Linked DNA regions of Homo sapiens: region 1 is linked to region 2. The links are chromatin loops, found by intact Hi-C in ENCODE. Cell type or tissue: PC-9. All regions are shown on one strand. Each heading gives the region's core, and the rest is flanking DNA. Links, peaks and the distances in the headings are about the cores only. Region 1 holds the start of RDUR (RIG-I dependent antiviral response regulator RNA). Region 2 holds the start of LOC101929411 (a long non-coding RNA gene).

Region 1 (9,565 bases), core at 781-8,780, 220 kb after region 2:
TTCTGTTATATGGCTAAAGCCTGCTCCCCTGATCTTGACCATGCTTTTTAAAGATGTATATAAGGGTTACAGAAATAATCCAGTAAGAAAGTACAGGTCATCCTACAGAAACTCATTCACCACAGCCAGAAAATCACCTCAAAGTACATATGCTGCTAATGGAAGGACATACTAAAGGATAAGATCACAAAATAGTAGGCTTAGGAGGGATCTTTGAGATCATCTAGTAGGAGACTTCAGTTTACACATAAAAAAAAGCTTAGAATTTCAGAAATTATATAATCTGTCCAAGGTAAGTGGGTGGCAGAGCTTGAAATAAAACTTGATTATTCTGAGCAACATATTCAACTGTAAAATTAATATAACATTCCTTGGCCTACTCATCTCATAGGGTGGTTGTGAAGTTTAAAATGAAGTGATATCCATGAATATAATATTTTAAAGCCATCTAAACATTGCAATTAAACATAAGCCAGTATTATTTAGGAAGCAGTATGGTATATTGTAAAGAAAACCTGAATTTAAGTCCTAGTTTAACCACGTATAGGATGACTTGGCCAAGTCACAAAATATCTCTGAGCCTGAGTGTCTTTATCTTCAAAAAAGAGAAAATAATGTACTATTTCACCAACCTTACGTGGTTGTAAAGATCAATGAGGCACATAATACATGGTAAAAGTCATAATAAGCTGAAAAGTGCTATGGCAATGAAACCCAAACATAACTAATGCTTCATGTGGCTCAATTACACAGAGTGTTATTAAAGAAAAAGAAAAAAAAAAGCAGTCCAGAAAAAAAAAAAAAAAACATGCATGCTGACACACATTGTTATTGTCTGGTGTTTGATTTTTTTCTGTTTTAGCCATCCTAATGGATGAGAGTGTTATAGTGGTTTTGATTTGCATTTCCTTAATGTCTAACAATGTTAAGTGTCTTTTCATGTCCTGAGTCACCATTCGTAACTCTTTGGAGAAACGTCTATGCAATTTATCTCCCAATTTTAAATTGAATTATTTGTCTTTTATTGTTAATTGTAAAAGTTCTTTATATATTCTGAATACAAATTCCTTATTAGAGATATGCTTTCTAAATATTTTCTCTCATTCCATTTGTTGTCTTTTTACATTCTTGATGTTATTTGAAGCACAAAACTTTAAATTTTGATGACATCCCACTTACCTTTTTTTCTTCTGTAGAAGAAAAAATTTTGTGCTCATTCAAATATATATGCCCAATACAGAGAAGTTTAAAGTTAGTCCAGGAACAAGAGGCTACCTGCCCTAAAGCTGTCCTAGCCAAACTGAATCTTGACTGGACATAAAGTACAGATCAGAACCCTGCCCTACAGGAATTCATTGATTTCTATGCTTTTCCACCATCCCACCCCTCCACTCCCACCAAACTCCATCCCTAGTTTTTGTCAAAGTTTCTTTTGGAAGATTCCAGTATTATCTCAACTGAACTAAAAGTAAGCAAGGCTCCAACTCTGCCAAGGTAGGTTGGAAAATCAGTATGCAGTATGCTGTCAATAATCAGATGTCTTTGTGGTATACCTTCAATTAAAAAGCTCAGAAAGTCCAGTATAGAAAGTATGGACCCAGAATGGGCAGAACTGGAGAGACTCATGACTATTCTTCACCTCTTGGATAAACACCAAAATGGCAACAAGAAGTGAGAGCTAAAAGTTCCAAGTCAGAAAAGCACAAAAAGTAGATACAAGAACCCAAAAAGACATAGTAGTCAGTGCATATTTTGCAAAGGAGCAGATTTTTCTGCATGTCTCAGAGGGTATTAAAGGAGTGTTATCCACCAATATTTCTTTTCTAAAGTAGCTGCAGGTTAGCATCATATCCAGCTACAGTGAGATTAGGGACATCTTAGCATTCTGACTACCATAAAATGTAACTAGACTAAACTAGAAGGTTTTAGTTCCAATTCCCTAATTATAGAAGAGTATCTGATTGATCCAGGCCAATCAAGTTATCACCTCTGCTCCAATCACAGTGGACCACATCATATAGTATAAACATGACTCTTACAGTAAGAAAACCTGAAAACATATCTACGAGAATAGGTTATGGTAATATCACTACCTGGCAGGAAGAGTGCTAGTCTATCAGGTTACATAATCTCTGGGCAATTCCACAGAGACTTTACAGTTGGGTTTCTTTTAATGAGTCTGTCTCATCTGTCTCATTAAGATCAATGGTGTAGTTATTAATAAAAACATGGCCATGGCCACACCTGTAGTCCCTGCTACTCAGGAGAAAGGCAGGATTGTTTAAGCCCAGGAGTTCGAGGCCAGCCTGGGCAACAGAGACAGACCACATCTAAAATAAATAAATAAATAAATAAATAAAATAAAAAAGTTGGGATTTTATCTGTTAATGTAAAAATAAAATACAATTTAAAAAAAAAACAGTGAGTTTTTTTTAAACTTTTGCATGGACACACACCCAATTCCCACAGATCAGTTAAATTATCACTGCAGTTTATGAGACCAGATACTTTTTGTTACAAATACATACTTATGCTTAATTCTCTAAACACAGTGAATTCTTCCATAACACAAAATAAGCCCAAATTCTGAGGTTTTTTTAATGTTGTAAAGTTATACTGCATTTAACTTTTTTATGTGAATAGTTTCAAATTACATTTTCAACTGGGAGCATGGATCAGTGGTTAAAAACAGGAAGTTTGATGAGCAAACTTGAAACCAGTGAAAATACAGAAGATAATGAGGGAAATTCAGAAAAATCTGAAATCGGCGACAGATGTGACAGTTATGGAGCAGTTCCTAAGTTTTCCCACATGAACCTGGTAGTGGAAAGCAAGATTGCAATATCCTGCCAAACATGCCAAACAAGCAGTAAATCAGCAGAAGGCAATCATAGGCTGTTCTCACATGCTGATTGAAAGTGATTTTCTTAGTATTTTGGATATTTAATAAAAGTTTTGTGACTCTCGTTAATCCTGGAATAATAATTGTATGAGACCACGATGCTAGCAGAATTATTTAAAAACCAATCATGCAAATTTTAACAAAGAGCACCAGAATTCAATGAAAAGCCCAGTTTAAGAGGCCAAAAAGAAATTTCTTGAAGTTTTCCTCAAAGATAATTTCTGAATCTTCTTAGAAAGAGAAGCCTATATACTTGTAGAAACTAAAGTGAAATAGAGAAAGGAAAGCTTTAAAGGCATCATTTCAAATAATTCATTTTTAGAGTTCAAAAAGCATCAACAACTGTTTAGGAGAATAAAGTTAACCAGATTTTTTTTATCTTGCATTTAAATTAAAACATCAATATTAATTTAACCTTTTTCTTGGTCTTTGCTTGCTAAACTTATAATGGTGTATTTGATGATAAAATGATGAGTAAACAAATTTTCCCTGAGTTATGGGTATATATTCAATCTCAGACACACAAAGCTGTTGGAGGGATGACGATCACAGCCCAAGCCCTCACAAAACCTGAATGCCAAGCAACTTAAGCAGAATTCACCAAAACCACACCATCTCAGAGATTGCCTTCTGATTTTCAAAGTGTGTCTAATGGAGCAGTAAATGCTCTATGTTATGCTTAAAAATGTGTTTTGAATACTATTCTTTTTAGACAAGTTTATAATGAAATGAAACTTTGTCAACCATATAGATGTGTGCTGTCTTAACCAGAAGAAACGACTGGTCAGGGTTAAACTGCTATTTTTCATCTTAAAGAACTTTTTTAATCGGACTTAATTTGGCTACTCAAAGGCCTTCTTGGATGATATCCAAGTTCTTACTTATGATTTAAGTTTGTGAAATAAGTGGCTTATGTAAGGGTAAGATATGACTACAAACCGTCCAAGATTTGTGTTAGTTCGACTTAACAATGGTGTGAAAGCAACATGCGTTCAGTAGAAACCATACTTCAATGATTGCATACCTATGCAATCATTCTGTTTTTCACTTTCAGTGCAGTAGTCAATAAAGTACATGTAATATTCAATACTTTATTATAAAATAGGCTTTGTGTTAGATTATTTTGCCCAACTGTAGGCTAATGTAAGTGTTCAGAGCATGAGTAAGGTAGGCCAGGCTAATCGATAATGTTCAGTCAGTTAGGTGTATTAAATGCATTTTGAACTCATGGTATTTCAAGTTTGCTATGGGTTTATCGGGACTTAACTCCTTCATAAGTTGAGGCACATCTGTATTATTAAATCCTAGTCAAGCCAAGCCAACACCATCAGTCCCAGCAACACTGAGTGACCTGCCCCAGGCATTTTCTGAGGTGCTTACCTTACTCTTATATCCCACCTTGAAAGAATCAGACTCTGAGAAGTCTTGTCACAAACCTGTGGTCCATCAATTAACAAGCTTTTATTGAGCACCATTCTGTACTCAGCACTTACATTCACGAAACCTTAAACTCCTCTGTGTACTTAGTCTGTTTTATCTCTGCTTCTGTCAGAATGAGTGCCGTTACATGAGGGATCCCAGGATCCCACCAGCTTGCCTGACATATCGGGTTTCAGGGCGCCGCTGTGATGACTTACAGCCCAGTCTTTTCAGTACATTGTCATTTCCTCTCTTTACCACATCTCATTCTTTCCAGGGCATTTCCTCTATTTTCAAATACAGGGCAGTTTGCCAACATATCTTCTGTTTTGGAATAGTAATCATTACACTATGCCGAGAATTTAAAAAGCATTAGAATGGAGACTGCTTTTAAATCCCCCTCACTCTGTCAGCATAATCCTAGGTATTGCTGCTTCTCTTGGGACACGTACTTATTTCTATTTCTTACTTTTCTGACCGAATTCCAATAATTACCTCATAACCCAAGGAAGCTGCCCTTTTTTCTTATTATTCCTCTTATCTTTTCTCTTTCTCTTCTCATAAACAGTGGTTCTGTTGTCTATAAGACTTTCACTTTCAAGCATAGGTCTGTATATCAAAGTTAAACTATTTTAATTGAACCAAAAGGTTTTCAGGGCCTGCAAGACTAGCTACTTAAAAATATAGATATATTAATTAGACACAGGCTCAAAACCTTATTGTATCATGAAGGGAGGAATGGGTAAGTGTGAACAAGTAAATAAATAACCACTAAAATGAGAACTAAGGTGAACATGAGAGGTGCAAAGTCTTTTGGGGGCCAAAGCAGAGAGAAATCCCATATGTTTAAAGAATCAGGGAAAGCATCATGGTAGAAATAGATTTCAAAGATTGAGACTGCATCGTTGTCAATCCTAGACCCAGGAGGAAAGTTAATAGAATAGAAAAGTAAGGACATGTTGAAGGAACAGTGAATGGTACCACTTGGCCAAAATAGACCTCACATGTAAGAAAGTCATGGCACATATGTCTCTAAGATAACTTGGTCCACATGTTTTCCTACTTCATTTTCTTGGAAATGATGAATAAGTGAAGTCTTCTGAGCAGAAGGGTGTCCTAATCAGAGCACACATGAGGAAGAAAAACCAACCAGCAGTGAATGCGGTGAATCCAAATGTCTGAAGCAGGAGCAAGAGCCATGTCGGGAGCCGCAACAATTGTCCAGACAAGAAGCAACACAGTCCTGAACTGAGCAGGCCACAACGGAAGGAAGAAAGGAGAAAAAAAACGTGGAATGAGCATCTGCATTTCAGGAACTGCATGAGGTCCTTGATGCATATTATTCCATTTAATGGAAAAGAAAAGTGAGTATGAGAGGCATAACCACGATTAGGGAAAAGAATGAGATCAGTATTTATTTAGGACTCCACATAAAATGTGCAGCTCTCATCCAATCCTCTCAATTGGCTAGGTAGGGAATGTTATATTCCCTGCTTTATACATAAGGATATCAAGACTCTGGTGAGCTTAACTAACTGGCTCAAGACCAAAAGGGTAGTAAGTAGCAAAACCATGATCTGAACTCAGACTTATCTGACAGCAAAATAGATGCTCTTCCCACCCTGTGTACCACAAAGCCTATAGAATCTTCCTTACTCCATAATTTAGTAGGCACAGGGTGTGAGAAGTAAGGACGAATAAAAAATTACTTGTGAGTTGTGAAAGATGATTCATTAATAGTGGTGTCATTTATAAAAACAAAATAGAGACAATCAGTTGGAGTTTGGAGTTTGATGAACATAAGTTAATGGGCTTCATTTTAGATACACTGAGTTTAAAATCCTGGCTGGTTACCTAAGTAAGAAAGTCTTAACAGCAATTGGAAATTGCTAGATTTTAGAATCATCAGGAGAAAGATTTTGAGATGAAGGGAAAAAAGATTGAAGAAATTCATGTGTAAAGCAATGTGAGTAGATAAGAAGTCACATGAGGCAAAGAATGTGGAGAAGATTTTATTTTATTTATGGAGCAGTAGAAAGAAAAAGCAGCTAGTGAAGGAGGTGGAAGAGAAGTTTCCAGAAAGATAAAAGAACCAGCAGGCTATGGTATCACAGAGGCTATAGAAGGAGAACATTCAACAAACTGAAATTTCTGCAGAGACAACAGGGAGAATGAGGACTGAGACAAGTCCATTAGATTTGTTGGATATGAAACTAAACTCTCAGTGATTTTCCAGAAGGTGGTTTCATAGAGGGGTAAAGGTAGAAACCATATTACAAGGGGTTAAGAAGTGAATGTATAAGCAGGAAGTGAAAGCAGAATTTGTATTCTTTTAGAAGAAGTGTGGTAATAAACGGAAGAAAGATAAGGCAGTAACCTGCTACAGCAGCAGGGTCAGAGGGGGGTTATTTTAGGATACAGAGGGCTGGCCATATTTGTGGCAGAGGAGGAGAGATTGGAGATTGAAGATGGAAGAAAGATAGGGCTTAAAGGATGGAGCAAAACTGAGAGGAGGTGAGCAGTAATAGAATTAAGAGCAGTGTTCTTGGCAAGGAAAAAAGCAAGTTACCTTGTGCTGAGGTAGAAAAAAGGAAAAGAGGGTAACCCTTCAAGAGATATTGAGAGAATTCACGTGGACTGTCCTCATTCTCAGTAAAACATAAAATGAATAGCCAATATCAGGAAGAGAAAAAGATTTTCTCCAAAAGACTGGAGCTCATATTCTAAAGGGAAGAAAAATGTTTATGTTGGTCACAAATAGAAATTCAGTTTTGCAACATTATCAAACTTCAACAATTTCTCAGGGCTACTCTCTATAGCATGTATTTCCTTTCCCAGAATCAAAGCTGTTGTTCTCTAAAAGTACACGTATTTCCCTTGGACTGCATGGTTATAATTTGGACAAGGAAGATAGCCCTTTTGGTTGTCAGAAATAAAGCAACTCTCTGGACTCTTAACTGTGTTCTTTTGAGAAGAAAGTTCAAGATGTTCACTTAGTAATGTTTGCCAAAGCAAGCACTGTTCTCAATGTTTTTTATCAAAGCCTATCGATTATATGATTTTAATTTGTCTACAAGTAACCAATACCATCTTTTAGCAAAACATTCTATTTCATGTGGATTAGAAACAGAAATTTTAAAATAGCCTCAGTTACTGGAGCTGTTTTCCTAGTCCTTTCCATTGTCACCTTTAATCACTAAGATTATAATTATTATATAATTATCATTATCATTCATTGATCTGATACTCCTTGTGGGATATACAGTGTACATGAATATTATTTAATCTCATAACCTTATAGTGTAAATATAATTATTGTCATTCCCACTTTGCAAATAAATAAATAAGATTAGGTCACATAACTTCTCCAGGATCTCAGAGCTAGTAATGGTAGAACCAGTACCAGTCCTAGTCTGATTTAAAAGCCTGTGCCTCTAAAGACTAAGCTGTACCACCTCACAATTCAGTTGGATATTTTGTTACATACAGTTTTTTCTTGTTCTCTAATTTCTTTGGTTACTTAAGAAGTCTCCTTTCTGTCCCCCTCCTCACCATGACAGTATAAATTCTTTGAAATCAGATACAAAGTCTAGTATCCTTGAAACAGTCTAGAATATTGTACATACTCAAAAAATGTAAATGTAAATTGAAATAAGAGTAAAATCAACCCAGAATCTTGCGCCATTTTTCATCACATCTACTTTGTTTCCACTACACTTCCTATGCTCACCACCCCTCTCATTGGTTTCAAGAGAACATGCAAGTTTGAGAATGTAACTATATCGTGAAAAATAACACCATAAAGTGGCTTCTATAAATAAGACCGTTCTTGTCAACTGTGTAAATGCAGTGAAGATGAATATAGATTTTTCTCATCAACAATTACACAGGAAGATTGGAGCTGAAAATTCCCTGATTCCTTCCCCTTAGAGATGATGTTCCCTGGTTCACTCAACAGCTGTTCATTGAGTGTCTTCTACTTGCCTCACCCAGTTCCTGCCTTCTGAGTTCTCAGACAAGTAGGGGAGACAAACAGGTGTTATACAATTACAGAAGAGCCTGGTAATGCCGGAACAGAAGTAGTAAGGATGGCTGAACGACAGCCTGACACTTTTTCATCATTAATATATGTATTTCAACCTAACTTCCCAATATGGACTCATTTCCTTTTTGCATCAACATGAAGCCTCAAATGAAACCACACAGTGTATTTCATTTCAAAATGAAACTCATGACACAGCTAAGAAGTGAGTCATCCTCAGAGACCATGAAATTTCAATCCCAGTGGTTGAAAGACTGGCTGGGTCTTTTTCTTTCTTTCTTTTTTTTTTTTTTTTTTTTTGAGACAGAGTTTTGCTCTTGTTGCCCAGGCTGGAGTGCAATGACACGATCTTGGCTCACCGCAACCTCCACCTCCTGGGTTCAAGCAATTTTCCTGCCTCAGCCTCCTGAGTAGATGGGATTACAGGCAAGTGCCACCACGCCCAGCTAATTTTGTATTTTTAGTAGAGACAGGGTTTTTCCGTGTTGGTCAGGCTGGTCTCAAACTCCCGACCTCAGGTGATGCACCCGACTCGGCCTCCCAAAGTGCTGGGATTACAGGCGTGAGCCACCGTGCCCAGCCTGGCTGGGTCTTTTCTATCATTAAGCTGCATTATGTATTTCTCGGGCTGAACTGTTTTTAACCATTCATTTTAATTTAGCTGATAATTGTCAGAATGGCTCCTCTTTTTACTATAATGATAAAACCTGCAACTCTCCACAGTCACTAAAAACAGTTTGGAACAAAGGGCAAAGAAAGTGGAGAAATTATTTTCCTCACTGACCTAGATAACAGAGGAAATTAAGCGATTTGATCACAATTTTTCCACAGTGATTAGCCTCACAGCCTAACCTGTATTAATTACTATTTTACTCTATTGTGTGAGCTATAGAATTTTGTAAGTTAACAAAAGGCTACATCTTTTCACTTTGGAATGCAAAAAAAAAATAGAGCTAGGAAATCTTGGAGTGAAGCATAGATGCAGACCAATAACACATTTCAGTGTTTGTGAAGATGCCATAAAGGTAGCTTCCTCTGCCATGTGGGCTACATCTTTTCACTTTGGAATGCAAAAAAAAAATAGAGCTAGGAAATCTTGGAGTGAAGCATAGATGCAGACCAATAACACATTTCAGTGTTTGTGAAGATGCCATAAAGGTAGCTTCCTCTGCCATGTGGGTAATGCCATAGCTGCTTGTCTG
Region 2 (9,565 bases), core at 1,152-9,151:
AATCAATCTATACTTTAAATGTAATGATACAGGTAAAGTAGAAATAAAAGGATAGAAAAAAATGTAACACCTAAATACTAATCAAAAGAAATCAGGATTGGCTATATATCAAATTCATCTTCAGAAGGAAAAAAGCTTTGAGCTAAGAAAGATTTTCAGAGATAGTAGGGGACACTACTTAATGATAAAAGGATGAACTCATCAAGAGACTTGACAATCTTAACCATGTATTATTACCCAATAACAGAGCCTCAAAATACATGAGACAAAAATTGATAGAATGAAATTTGCCATTGGAGATTTCAACACTCTCACTCAGTAGTAGATAGAACAAGTAGATAAAAATTAACAGCAATATGGAAAAACAGAACTCACTATTAACTAATGAGCTGGTTAACATTTATAAAACATCCCACCAACAGATAAAATATACATTCTACTCAAGTGCACATAAATATATACCAAGGCAGACCATATCTTAAGTCAACAAAAACCTTAACAAATTTATTATTCATTTATTTTTAAAAAATAGAACAATACAAGATGTGTTCTCTGATCACAGCGCAATTAAACTAGAATTCAATAACAGGAAGATAACTAGGAAATCTCCAAATACCTTGTAATTAAACAACACAATTCTAAATAATTCATAGATATGCTCTGGTTTCTCTTCAAATCATATAAATCTTTTACCTTTTACTAAATAATTCATAGATCAAAAAGGAAGTCATAAAGGAAATTGGAAAATCTTATGAACTGAATGACAATGAAAATTCAACATATCAAAATTTGTCAGATGTAGTTAAGGTGGTGATTAAAGAGAGATTGATAGCATTCAATACTTATGCTAGAAGAAAAGAAATTTCTCAAATGAACTATTTAAGTATCTATGTTAAACTAGAAAATGAAGACCAAAGTATATCCAAAGCAAGCAGAATAAAGGAAATAATAAAAATAGGAGTAGAAACCAGTAAAATTGAAAACAGAAAAATAATATAGAAAATTAACAAAACCAAATATTGATTTGTTGAAAACAACAATAAAATTGATAAACCTCTAACCAAGTTGACACAAAAAAAGAAAGAAGATACAAATTGTCCATAACAAGGACAAAATAGCAGATATTACTAAAGACTCTGCAGATACCAAAAGGATAATAAGAAAATACTACAAACATAAATTTGACAACTTGAATGGAATGGGCCAATTTCTCAAATAACATGAGCTACCACAACTCACCTAATATGAAATATATAATTTGGATTTTCCCATATCTAATAAAGAAATTTATTTTATACTTTATAAACTTCCCTAAAATGAAGCTCCAAACCCAGATGATTTCACAGATGAATGCAACCAAAGATTTAAAGAAGAATAACATTAATTCTATAAATATCTTCCAAAAAATTCAGAGAACACTTCTCCACTCATCCTGTAAGGCCTGCTTTACCCTGATACTCGAACCAGGCAAAGACAATATGAGAAAAGAAAATTATAGGTCAATATATAAAATATTACTAAATCAAACCAGCAATATACAAAAAGAGTAGTACACTACTACCAAGTGGGGTTTATCCCAAAAGTGCAAGGTTGATTGAATATTTGAAAATCAACCAATGTAATACACGATATTAACAAGCTAAAGAAGAAAAAAACACATGATTATATCAATGCATTTGATAAAATTCAAAAGTCATTCATGATAAAAGTCTCAGCAAACTAGGAATAGAAGGGAACTTCCTTAACCTGATAGAGTGAATCTATAAAATTTTCACATCATACTTAATGGTGGAGACTGAATGCTTTTCTTCTAAGATCAGATACAAGCCAAGGGTTTCCACTCTCACCACTCATATTTAGTACTGTACTGTATGTTCTAGCCAGTGCAATAAGCAAGGAAAAAGAATAAAGGCATACAAATTAGAAACCAAAAAAAAAAAAAAAACTGTTTCTATTCGCAAATGAAATGATTACATAGAAAATCTGAAGGAACTTTTCTTAAAAAGTGGAGCTGGGGGTACAGTCTTAAAACTAATAAGTAAATTTACCAAGACCTCAACCTACAAGGTCAACATTTAAATATCAATGGTATTTCCATACACTAATAATAAACTATATTGGAAAGTGAAATTTTTAAAAAATATCATATAGAGCAGCTCCAAAAAACAAACAAAAAATTTTAACTAATACTTAAATATAAGTATTTTCTACCCCCCTCCCTAATGGGTATTATCAGGTCGTGGGTCTCCCCCCATTTTACCGTCATGAAACAGGATCCTCCACCCCTGCCAAGTCCTAGGTTATACTTTATACATAAATAAAATATGCAATTCTGATGCACACACTTGGTGATGGCAGAAATCTGTGGAAAGGAAGTTCATAGTTGGTTTGGCAGAGCAAAAACACAAACTACAGACGGCAATAGATTCATGATTCAAGCCAATTAATTCAGAGGAAAGAGCATTTTAGAGTCATAGGTGACCACAAGAATGTAAGGACTCTGGTAACAGAAAATCTTGAAGTGGTGGCATTTGGATTTTCACATGGCATGAAATGAAGATTTGACAAAATTCTACATCTAGAGTAACCATCTGACTCAGCAATGACACCTATGTACTGCCACATTAATTAGGAGAACCTTCCAAATATGTCAAAGGGGATGCTGTCTCCTCCAGAACAAAAACAAAAAGATTTCTCTGGCTTCAGTTGTGTTTAGAGATTTTTTTTTTTTTTTTTTTTTTTTTTTTTTGAGACGGAGTCTCGCTCTGTCATCCAGGCTGGAGGGCAGTGGCGCGATCTCGGCTCACTGCAAGCTCCGCCTCCCTGGTTCACGCCATTCTCCTGCCTCAGCCTCCCAAGTAGCTGGGACTACAGGCGCCCGCCACCACGCCTGCTAATTTTTTGTATTTTTAGTAGAGACGGGGTTTCACCGTGTTAGCCAGGATGGTCTCGATATCCTGACCTGTGATCCGCCCGCCTTGGCCTTCCAAAGTGCTGAGATTACAGGCGTGAGCCACCGGGCCGGGCCTAGAGATTATTTTTATTCTCCTCTAGGTTCTGTGGCCACTAACAACTAGCTAGTGGTTTTGGGAAATTTTCTGGTGCCAGTTTATTAATACTTTCTAAATAGTGAAGCCTTGATTAAAACAACTTTAAAAATACTTTTATTATTCATGTTCCACCAGGAAGCAAAATTTTATTTTTATGTCAATATGTGCCACTAGCATTAAAAGAAAGATTGTTGAGTTGGTTTGATTGATTGATTATTCCAAAGGGTGGTAATACTTCTGCGAGCAGTGGGAAGTATGTCCTGTGGATCCACCCTAATGAGGTTCTGTGAATGTGACTGTGACCCTTGCCTTGCTCTGCAATGGAGAAAAATAATCATTATTCAGAAAGAAAAAATAACAAAACTTGCAATTGTATATTATGAAAAGTAATTGCAGCCTTTCTTGAACATTAAACAAAGGATACCCTTTTTAACACTTTTGAGTCAATGTTTTCTTTTCCTTCATAGGACAGCATGCATATGAGTAAAATAAGATCATGTAGGACATGGCAAATCTAATTAATATGGCTATACTCTCATCCGTCTATTTAATCTGTACAGCTATTTCATAATATAGGTTAATTTGCTAAATATAATATAACCTGTAATTTGTAAATCTATTGCCTAGAAATGAAAAGTGGTACCATATAAAGTGTGAATTAAGCAAAATGTATCTTTAATTCTATTCCACATTGCCTATCTATGATTTTCCCCCACCCCCCATCCCCATATCCTTCATCTAGACCTGTACTATCCAATAATGGAGCCATTAGCCACATTTGGCTATTGACATTTTAATTTATATTAATTAAAATTAAATAAAATTTAAAGTTCCAGTTCCTCAGTCACACCAGCCACATTTCAAGTCCTCTATAGTCACATGTGGCTAATAACTACTATATTGAACAGCCCAGCTATAGAACATTTTCATCATTGCAGGAAGTGCTAATGGACAGAGTTGCTCCAGACTCTGAGTCCTTCTGCTATCCCGTCTCTGGCCAGGATTCTACCTACCCTGGGCACGCCTTCCCAAGTGTCTTCAGATTTTTCTTCCTTCCACTAATCTTACCCTCATAACTTCCCTGAGCCTTCTCACGACGTCCCATAAAAAGCACAATTTTGTAATTCCTTCCTTGAGGACCTTTCTCTCAACTTAAATGACTTGATAAACTGGTTCATGCTTAGGCAATTTGTGAATGCTCAGAGTTCATGTGTTCTCTCTCCAAAATAACACATTGGTATTTTAGCTGAAAGCTTCTGGAGACATTATGCATTTACAGAAAGGGTTAACTCTCAAAGTGGTGGCTTTAGGCACCATGGTAGCCTAGAACCTTGGTGAACAAACCTTAGAATGCAAGTGCCTTTAGAGCACCTTTCAAATTACATTATCCTGGTGGCCTGTTCACCCACATTGGCCTTGGGCCACTATGCTGATTTGTCTCCTAGGAATGCCAGAATACCCCTCATTGTTACCACAGAGGCATAATATTTATGCATCTGACATGACGTTTATGAATAGTAGGTCAAAAGAAATATGTTTGTTTTTCTTGTAACTGTGAAAGTTGTTAGAGTTCAGGATAGGGTTTTGGTATCAGAATCCATTTACTCTGTTCATTCTGGGCTCCCTGCCAAAGTATCACACAAACAACAGTTAATAGCAAAATAAGAGATAATATAAGCCCCTTAGTAATAGCTTGACAAATGTTTCCTTCTCCCCCAGTATAATGCTTTGATCAAAACTGAACTAGAAAATGCAGCTTAGACCAAGAGATATGAAAAACAAACAAAAAGGCTTCTTACTCCCTAAGTAAGAGATGATTGGGTAAGCAGACAAACTCTAGTTTGCCCTGTGGTTCATTCACTGGGTTAGAAAGAGGCTGCTGTGCCTCAGGGGACAGCCCTCCCTTGCCTGCTTTCCACATACAACAAGAAAGACAAGAAATAATCCTTCTTCCTCAGAGGGCCCTGGCTCTTTAACATGCTCAATAAAAAAGGTAAAGAAGAAAAAGAAGATAGCCAGGCCAGCCTCAGAAGAAAGTCAAGTGCTGTGTCCAGTGTTCCACATCTGGGCTCAGCTGGTTGCTTCCTCATGGTGTCATTTAACTTACTTTCTATATGTAGAAATTTTATATAACTAAGCTTCCATTTTTACAAGAAAAATATTCATATCAATGGCATCTCTCCAATGTTTTGTTTGCTTATTTGGGGATTTTAATTATTTTTTTGTTGTTCTTTGAAGTAATCCATGCACATAGTCCTCATAGTGAAGTAGTACTAAAAGGTTTGTTTTAAAAAGAAGCAGTCCCCTCTCCTCTCCCTACCCCTCCCGGAAGCTACACTTTCATCTCTTTTTAGCTATTCCTTCTGGTTGTCACTGAATATTACAATATTCTGGTACTTACTGAATATTATTTTTAAGACATTTTGTTATGGAAAATTTCAAACACATGCAAAAGTTAGAGAGCAGCATGATGAACCCACCTTATGTACTCATCACTTAGTTTCAGTTATTATCAACACATAGTCAATCCCATGTTATCTATACAGCTACCCATTTACTCACCAACCTCAAAGGTATTATTTTGAAGCAATACAAGACAGCATATCATTTTAACCAAGAATATACCATTCATTGTATATCACTAAAGGAATAGGTCTCTTTTCAAATACATCTAATTCCAATTATCTCATAATTCTTCCTTACAGTTGGTTTATACAAATTAGTGGGCATGATGCATTTTTTGCTACGTCATTTAAATCTCCTTTTTTAAAAAAAAAAAATCTATAGTCTTAGTTCTCAACTGGGGCAATTTTGTTCCCAGAAGACATTTAGCAATGTCTGGAGATGTTTTTCGTTGTCATAACTTGGTTGAGGAGAAAGGGGGAGAGTTTCAATGGCAGGTAGTGCATAGGGGCCGGGATGCTGCTAAAAGCTCCAAAACACCAGGACAGCCCCCAACAACAAAGAATCATCTGGCACAATATATATAACAGGATTCTATTCCCTGCCTCCTCCTCTTATTTCTTGAAGGAACCAGGTCATTTGACCCCTAGAGTTTATCACATTCTGGATTTTGCTGAAGGCTTCCCCGTTTTGCCTTGGAACATGTTTCTCATTCCCCATACTTTCCGTAAGTTATGAATAAAGACAGAACACATGAAAGTACTAAGCCAATAGAGAATATTGAAACATCAAAATTTCCGTGTGAAAATGTGAATCAAGTGGTTGAGTCATAGGAGGGCCTACGGGTTTTTTATTTTTATTTTTTTTTTGAGAGTTCATCCCTCTTGCTTTTGCAAGAACAAGGACATTGAGGCCTGGGGAGGTAACAGGAGTTGGCTAAGTTCAAAATCAAATTTCCTGAGTCTCTGCCTCTTTGAAATTTGAGATATAGCTCTATTTTTTGAGAGATAAAGTCTTAATCTGATTAAGGTTTGATATTTTTGGCTAGAATATTTTGTAAGTGGTGATGTGTACTGGCAGTAGAAGGCATGGAATATCGGGTTGTCTTTTTTGCTAGCAGCCATTGATGATCCTGGCCTAAAGCCTTTATTTCATTAGGATTTGCTCACCAATGTTTTAAATAGTTCATTTCTTCCTATTGAAATATTATTTAATGAAAATATCTTTACTTTTTTGACTATGAAGTTAATGTTTAATTTTTAAATTTGTATTTAACAATATAAATACATGTTTAGTTTTTTTGGGATGGTAATACCAGCCCCTGAAATAACTGCTCTAAAACTTTGGCTTATATTTTTCCACACTTTTTAGTTATATATACATATGTGCGAAGTGTGATTAGATAATACATGTAATATGACAATTTTGCCATTTTCATTTTTATTTAATAATATATAGGAAAAATATGTTCATGTCTACTACATGCATATCTACTGTCTTCCTCTTTTTTTCCACATTATAAGATTCCATATATAAGAAATACCCAAGATAGGTAAATCCATCGTGACAAAATCAGATTAGTGGTTGTCCAAGACTGAAGTGGAGCAGAAGAGAAATGGCTGCTTAATGAATACAGGTTTCCTTTGGGGATGATAACAGTCAGCAGCACCAACTCACCACTATGTGAGTGTCTGTCTCAAAAGTGAGTCCTCTAGGCCCACTCCAGCTCATGCCACCAGGAGAAAAGACAATTGTTCTAACTAAGTCCTACCAAATTTACGGATTCATGAGCAAATTTTTTGTTGTTGATTTAAGCCACTAAATTCAGAAGCATTTTGTTAGACAGCAATAAATAACTGCATTCCTCATTATTATTCTTTCCAAATTTTATTTTCAACATTCTTCATATAAAATTTATTATCAATTTTGTCAGTGGTGGATTCTGATTGGCATTTTACTCAATATATAGATTATTTGTGGAGAAAGTTGATATCTTTATCATCTTTCCTCCAAAAAATACTGTATGTGTTTCTTCATATATTGTTTTGTATCTTTCATGTATGTTTCATAATGCTCTTTATAGAAATGTCTTCCTAGACACTTTTTAGTTTTTATTGCTATTGTAAATCTTGAATATTTTTGTACCAATTATACATAACTGAATAACAAAATCTAAAATTTAATGGTTTAAAACAATACCCATTTATTTGTTCAACATTTTGTTAATTGGACATTTGAACTAAGCTCAGCTAGGAAAAGGGCACTTTTTCTGGTCTAACCAGGGTCATTGATACAGATGTAGTCATCTGGTGGTTTCACTGGCAATAGATTTCCTAGCATGGCTTTACTCATATGTCTGGTGTTGATGCTGGCTATTAGCTGATTAGTTTAGTGGGTATCAGCTGGTTAAGCTCATTTCTGCTTCGCATGGCCTTTTATCCTAGAGACTAGAGGATAGTATTGGACTCATCCAGAGGACTCTAGACTAGATACTGCAGTTCTTCACATCATGGAATAGTGTTTCAAAAGAACCAAAGTGAAAGCTGCAGGACCTCTTGAAACTGAGACTCAAAGCTACATAGCCTCAATTCCCACACATTGTGTTAGTCAAAGCAAGTCCAAAGCCAGCCCAGATTTATGAGAGTGTAGAAATCAATGCCACTGCTCATGAAAGGAGCTGAAAAGAATCTGTGGTTATCTTTAATATTCCACATTTATCCATCACATATATAATTTGCTATGTAAGAGAAAGTTTTTTATTTGTACACAGTAATCTTAAAATGTACCAATGAGTTGAGCTTCTTTTTACCTTGAATATTTTAATGTATAGTCTCTTGGCTATTCTATTCATAAAATCCTATCATTTGAAAATAATGATAGTTTTTTCTTCCTATCTATAACGAACATTTTTGTTTTATTTTCTTGCTTGTTGTATCGGCTAGAATCTCCAAAACTGGTGATAATGAAAATAGTTTCATCTTATTTCAGACACTAGAAAGAATATCTTTAGGTTTTAAATAGCTAATATAATTTTTAATATTGACTCCTAATAGGTTTCTTCTTTTTTCCAACCAAGGACATGAAATTCAATTAATCAAAACTCTTGGGTCATGATACCATTCTCATTATTGGACCATGAACAGCTCTTTTTTCTGTTTACTTTAAGGATGTTTCTTCTATTTTTACTTCATTAAGGGTTTAACAGTAGATATTGGACTAAATCAAATTCCTCTTCTACATCTACTAATATGATTTTCCTCCTTTAATATATTATTAGATTACTTTTCATTGTGCTATGTCCCTGGACTAAATCTTACTTGGTCACTGGAATTATTAGTAGCATATTTATTTTTATTTTTATTTTTATTTTTATTTTTATTTTTATTTTTATTTAGAGGGAGCCTTGCTCTGTTGCCCAGGCTGGAGTGCAGTGGCACGATCTCAGCTCACTGCAACCTCTGCCTCCTGGGTTCAAGCGATTCTCCTGCCTCAGCCTCCCAAGTAGCTGGGATTACAGGTACCCACCACCACGCCCAGCTAATTTTTGTATTTTGGTAGAGGTGGGGTTTCACTATGTAGGTCAAGCTGGTCTCAAACTCCTGACCTCAAATGATCCGCCCACCTCAGCCTCCCAAAATGCTGGGATTACAGGCATGAGCCACAGCGCCCGGCCATAGCATATTATTTTATAACTGATTTGCATGTATTTGTTTAGGGTCTTTTTCCATTTATAATTTTGCATGAGATTTGTTGTCTTTTCATGAATGGAGTTTACATTGGTATTGTGATTTTTTTTTTGAAAGTTCATAGGATTTTGGGTCTGAAGACTGAGTTATAACCACTGTTCTTCTACTAATAAACTGGTCAAGTCACTTAACTTCTTCCTCCAATTGTAATAATGTCTACTTACCTATTTGACAAGTTATCACAAGAAACAGATGAGATAAAGTATATGAATGTTCTTTACAACATACAAGGCAAAACGGCTAGTTATTATTTCAGCAAGCAATAATTCAAAATAACAATAGTTAGCATTACTGAATGCTTGCTAATACATGAGGTTTTGTGCTGTGGACTTTACATGAATCATCTTATTTAATCCTCTCAATAAA

Evidence for each region. Peaks named below come from ENCODE experiments on the same cell type or tissue, not always from the same donor. Only the 100,000 strongest peaks of a DNase experiment are listed, where the experiment ranks them.
Region 1: it touches region 2 in a loop (4-fold over the local background); 3 of 110 quality-filtered maps call a loop at or near these places.

What each region holds. Positions count from the first base shown.
Region 1 is chr3:101,935,743-101,945,307 of GRCh38, reverse strand. It overlaps RDUR (RIG-I dependent antiviral response regulator RNA), which reads right to left and starts at 4,449. Exons shown (of 4, transcript NR_026934.1): 1 at 4,283-4,449. RefSeq lists an enhancer at 8,272-8,391. In PC-9, for the core only: no CTCF peak of the experiment used is centred there; DNase peaks (open chromatin) are centred at 4,517 and 8,527; H3K27ac peaks cover 1,122 bases.
Region 2 is chr3:102,158,474-102,168,038 of GRCh38, reverse strand. LOC101929411 (a long non-coding RNA gene) reads right to left here and starts at 4,334. Exons shown (of 2, transcript NR_135549.1): 1 at 4,064-4,334; 2 at 3,168-3,365. In PC-9, for the core only: no CTCF peak of the experiment used is centred there; DNase peaks (open chromatin) are centred at 2,458, 4,218, 4,538 and 4,848; H3K4me3 peaks cover 538 bases; H3K27ac peaks cover 4,111 bases.